Linked DNA regions of Mus musculus: region 2 is linked to region 1. The links are chromatin loops, found by intact Hi-C in ENCODE. Cell type or tissue: heart. All regions are shown on one strand.

Region 1 (2,500 bases):
TTCCTTCTTTTTTCTCTTCGTCGTTCTTCGTTTTCCCAGCAGGAAAACAAACTGAAACCTTTGGAGGGAGGGAGTGTTAACAGACTTCGGGAGAAGAAACGCAGGCGGTAATGTGGATACCTGCTGAACAGTCAACTCCAGGGATGAGTGGGAGCCTGTATACAAAAAAAATCTTTTCAGAAATTAAGATTTTGCGTGGCGCGGCCACCCGGGTAAGGAAAGTCGATGCTGCAGAAAGTCTGCCCGCCCGCTTGGATTTCCAGAGGTTCAGCAGCAGAGAAACCAGAAGCTAGAAGGGCAACGGAGGCGGTGGCTGCTCGTCCTCGCGACGTGCGCCGGGCTCTCCGCCCTTCCCGGTCACGTGACACCGAAGGACGCTCAGATTGGGGCTTGAGCGGGGGGTCACATGTTTCCCCTGTTTCACACTTCAGCCCCCCCCCCATTCTTGCTTTCGTCTTGCTACTCTCCCCCCCCCCCGCACCCCCTGTTTCTCTGGGCATCTCCACCCCTCCATCAATTGTCAATGTGCCTCGACCGCAATCAATCAGTTATTTGTCAGCTCTTGTCAATCTGCCCGTGATTTATGTCAGCTTTTGTTGCTGATTACAAGGCGGGTGAGACTTGAAGGGAAAAAGAGAGACCTAGAGTGAGACAGAGGAAGGAAGAGACCGAGAAGAAACTGAAGGAGGGGGAAAGAGCAGCAGCCTCCTGGCACCTGTGTGTGTGTTTGTGTGTGTGGAGGGTGTGTAAGAAAAAGAAAGAGGGGAAAGGGGCGTCCACAGTCAGGAAAATGAAATAGTGAGAGTAAAGTGCGCAGGTGCACCCAGGACTCCTAGTCTGGAGCACCGGCCTGGGATGTGCTCACTCCCTCTTGGGGTTGTGGAGACAGACACACCTTCTACCTTTGGGTGCTTCGGTCAATCCGGGTCGCCCAGTTCGGGTCTGCTGAGTACCTAAGAACGACGCTGGAGGCGACGTCTAACGCGGAGGTTTCCCGCCTCTCTGGCATAATCCCTCCCGGGAATGTAACTTGAGGATGTCCAGTTGTCGACCTCGGTAGTGTTCCCACCCCAGACTCGGGAATTTCTTTCCAAAGAGCCATGCCATCAAATATAGCCCGAGTTCTGGAGGTTACTTGTAGAATAAACCTCCTTAATTCTGTGACCCGTGTTCGTAGCGAGAGTTGAATAGCTCAAGAGAAGAGGCCTGACCATGTGCATAGGCAAACAGGTCTCAGGCTCGCTCTCCTCCTCTCCCGGGTCCTTCGCCACTACCCTCCGCTGGCCATCCCGACAGTCCTGGGAGCCGGGACTTAATCGGGCTGCTGGACGGCATGATGTAGACCATCCAGACAGGACTGACCTATGCGGGGAGAGGAGAGGGAAGGAACGCGAGAGGGAGGGGCGGCTGCCTGTGGAAACCGGTTCTTCCAGGGAAGCGGAGCGGGACTTCGGCGTTCCCCTCGATTTGCGCCGTCGCTCGGGCTGTTTGGAAAGAAGAGGGGAGGCGCTGTGCATGCTGACTTGTACCTGGATCTGGGTGCACAGTGCGTATGCACTCCTGTGCCGCTGGGCGACTTCCATAACGTCCGCTCCGGGGTTACTCCCAGAAACTCGTAGAAAGTAGAAGGGGGTGAGAAGAGGACACACCCCCTTGCTCGGAGGGACTTGGGAGACTTTGAATTTCCCCTCCCCCCACTTTTCCGCAGAGCTCTTCTTTTGTTGTCAAGTCCTTTTGATAAATGGTGGGGCTGGGAGAGCTGGGAGCCAGGAGCCGATCTGCGCCCTGCGCAGGGGCGGGGGCCCAGCCTGGAGACCGGGTTCGGACCACCGCGCACCCTGAGCTGAACCGGGCACGCTCAGGGGACTTTTCCTTCTGTTTGCCAGCCTATTTCTTTCCTACCATCCCAGTCCCCCTTCCCTTCTGTTTCTGTCCACGCGGATAACGAGAACTTTCTGGGGTGGGGGTGAGTTATATAATTTTCTCGTAAGTATTCTTTCACAGAGTTTTGATTTTATTCCTTGATTCCTTAGGTTGGCAAAGTTAATGGGATGGTAACTCGATTAATGGTAATTTGGAAAGAAGAGCGGCTGGGGCTGGTGTGTGTGTGTGTGTGTGTGTGTGTGTGTGTGTGTGTGTTAAGAACATTGGCTGTTTGTGATCCTCCTGCGACAATTGAGAAAGGTAAATTTGTGAGACTATGGCAAGATCACAGGCACCTTTGTGAAGGTGCCTGAATGATCTCTGGAGTAAGAAGTCCAGCTTACGTTTTGGCAGAATGGCAACCCCAAACTCTGCCGGGTAAGGTCTCTGAAGCTGCTTGCAGCCTGCGGGGTGTTAGTGCCTGCCGGTGTCTCCCACTGTATGGCTCTAAAGGTGTCACCCTCTGGTCAGCTCCTGTGGTCCTAGCATAGGAAGCTAGGCCTTGGGCCACCTGCCATATTGGCCTCTTTCATAGGCCTGGAGAGTGAGAGTTGACGCTGTGGACAGAACTGAGGAG
Region 2 (2,500 bases), 110 kb after region 1:
CTGTTTGTCCTAGGCTGGTCTTATGGTGATCCTCCTGCTTCAGCCTCCTAAGTTCTGAGGCTATAGGCATGCGTCCTCATGATGGCGGCAGCCTCCTTATTTTAAAGAGAAAGAAACAAGAGACCCAAAGGGGTGAGGCAAATTGTTCCGGTCCTCACCTTGGGAATGGCTGAGGTGATAGGGTGACATGAGTTCCAAATCGCAGGCCCACCTTCACTGTAAACCAGAGCTTCCTTAGTGCTGTGGACAGGGCCAGAGTCAGATGCAATGTACTGGAGTCAGACTTAATGGATCAGAGTCAGACCTAATGGATCAGAGTCAGACCTAATGTATCGAGCCTGAACGAAGAGGAAACCGTCTACTAAACAGGAACTGAATTGACCTAATAACTATTTTTTTTGAGGGACATGTGAGAAAGGTGGGGTTAGAGCCAAAGCATTCTGGGAAATCAGGACCCAGACAAGCTCCTTACCACAGTTCTGTCCTGAGTACCTGGTACCTGGGACACCAGAAGGCCATGGGAAGACCTGGATCTAGACCTGGCTTTGCCTCTGACCAGCAGTGCAGCCTTTGGCCGCTTTTACCCCGTTTGGACTAACTTTAGTTTCCTGACTTGGAACCTGGAGCTTGTATGCTTGGCCTTCCTTCCTCACAAGGGTTCTGGGAAAGAAATAGGAACGTAGAGTAACATAGCTTTGCTAACTGTGGAGCGTGCCTGTATATAAGCTGTTGCTTACTGTCTCTGGGCAGAGATCCCATGAGAGCCGGGTGCAGCAGCATGTGTGTACATGTATTCTCTTGACAAAGCCGGTGTCACCTTGAGGACATCTTGCTTCAAGTCTTCCAATAATTACACAGTAGTGTACGTGGGGGTTGGTGCTCTGCGTGTTGGACACCTAATAATTACAGAAGGAATAAGAGCCCTGGTATGATGGGCACCCGAGTGTGCTGCCCAGGGGCCTCCGTGTGATCTGCTGTCATGTTGCTTTCCACTTAGATGAAGCAGGAGGGCTTGACTATATCAACTGGAAGCATGTGTTAGCTCAGAGCTGTACAAGCTGGATATGAGGACCTGCCTTCAAGTCTGCTCGTGGCAGAGAATAACAGAAGTGACCGTGTAATTTGTTGTCCAGATTGGACATTTCTGAAAATGAAAAAAGGAAGAGGGAGTTGCGATAAGTAATCTGGGTGTAACCTGGGGTTGTTCCAGACCAGAACATGTAGCTATGCTAGAAATAACATCTAGATAGCTATGTCCAGCTAGCTCTAGCACGTGACAGGCTGTGAGAAGAAGGGTTAGCCTCTAATGTTGTATTCCTAAGGAGGCTCAGGACACTGGTTGGCACCTTGCACTTGACAAGGACTTTACTCAGCTCCTGATCTCTGCCTTATTCCCACTACTGTTTTCTTCTTCAGTGTCCTCCTCCTCCTGTCTGCCCTTCCTTCCTAAAGACTCCTTCCATTAGAGTTTGGCCACCTGGCAGTCTCCATCCCAGCTGATAAAATTTGCAAATAAAATAAGCTTCTGGAAACATAGAGTTGGGAGGCTGAGGGGATAGTGCAGTCAGTGAAGCACTGGCCACAAAAGAATGAGGACTTGTTTCAGAGCCTTAGCACTCAGGGAAAAGCTGGACCAGAAATGGAGAAAGGGAGATTTCCAGAGTCTGCAGGCCAACCAATCCAGCCAGTATAGCCAATCAGTGAGCTCTGGCTTCAGGGAGAGATCCATTCTCAAAAGATAAGTTGGAAAACCATAAAGGAAGATACTGGAGTTGACCTTTGGCCTCTATAAGCATGTATATACAAGCATATCACACACACACACATACTAAAAGGAGGAGGAAGAAGGAAGAGAAGAGGGAGGGAGGAAAAGGGAAGGAGGAGGGAGGAAGAAGGGGGAGGAGAGAGGGACAGGGAGAAGGAGACGGAGAGGGAGAGAGAGGGGGAGGGGAAGGGGAGGGGGAATGGGGGAGAGAGAATGAATCAGGAATTGGAATACTTAGGGGCCAGCAGTCTAGAGCTGTGTGTTGGCTAGGCCTGCACCTCTCTTTTCCAGTGTGGAGATAATATGAAGGGTGTTAGACTTTGCTGTGTAGGGCCAACAAAGAAGTTTATATGAAAATGACTCACAACTAATGATAATGAAGGGTTAATACAGAAACAAATGATTGTTCATAAGATTATAGAGGCATCTTAGAGAAAATAGCGCATGTGACTCACTTACAATGAGGACGTTGCTAGCCTTGGTGAGAGACGTTTTGGGGGACTGATCTTTTCTGGGGGCCTTCAACTTGTATCCTGTTGGCAAATTGCTAATCTTAGGAGTTGATTTTGAGGTACAGTGGATTGAGGAGACAGACATATCCAAGTTTGAATCTTTTTTTCTGTGTAATTTATAAGACCTTGAGGGTTGGGTTTCAACTCTCCTCTGAGTTTTGGCATCACTGTTCTCTACTGTGGACAGCAGTGTTTGAGAGAATATTTACAAAACTGCAAATAC

Evidence for each region. Peaks named below come from ENCODE experiments on the same cell type or tissue, not always from the same donor. Only the 100,000 strongest peaks of a DNase experiment are listed, where the experiment ranks them.
Region 2: a loop joins it to region 1, with 5 times the contacts of the local background. A loop is called at or near these places in 3 of 42 quality-filtered maps.

Annotation. Positions count from the first base shown.
Region 1 is chr14:21,988,130-21,990,629 of GRCm38, forward strand. Zfp503 (zinc finger protein 503) reads right to left here and starts at 1,472. Exons shown (of 3, transcript NM_145459.3): 1 at 896-1,472; 2 at 1-155. A330001L22Rik (a long non-coding RNA gene) reads left to right here and starts at 1,346. Exons shown (of 2, transcript XR_001781181.2): 1 at 1,346-2,500. In heart, a CTCF peak has its summit at 1,525; DNase peaks (open chromatin) are centred at 342, 1,022, 1,312, 1,392 and 1 weaker place; H3K4me3 peaks cover 2,500 bases; H3K27ac peaks cover 2,500 bases; H3K27me3 peaks cover 1,206 bases.
Region 2 is chr14:22,101,400-22,103,899 of GRCm38, forward strand. The region is part of intron 2 of Lrmda (leucine rich melanocyte differentiation associated); the gene reads left to right. Among named protein-coding and RNA genes, the nearest start is that of Gm41107, 71 kb to the left of the region's middle. In heart, no CTCF peak of the experiment used is centred here; a DNase peak (open chromatin) is centred at 1,072; H3K27me3 peaks cover 602 bases.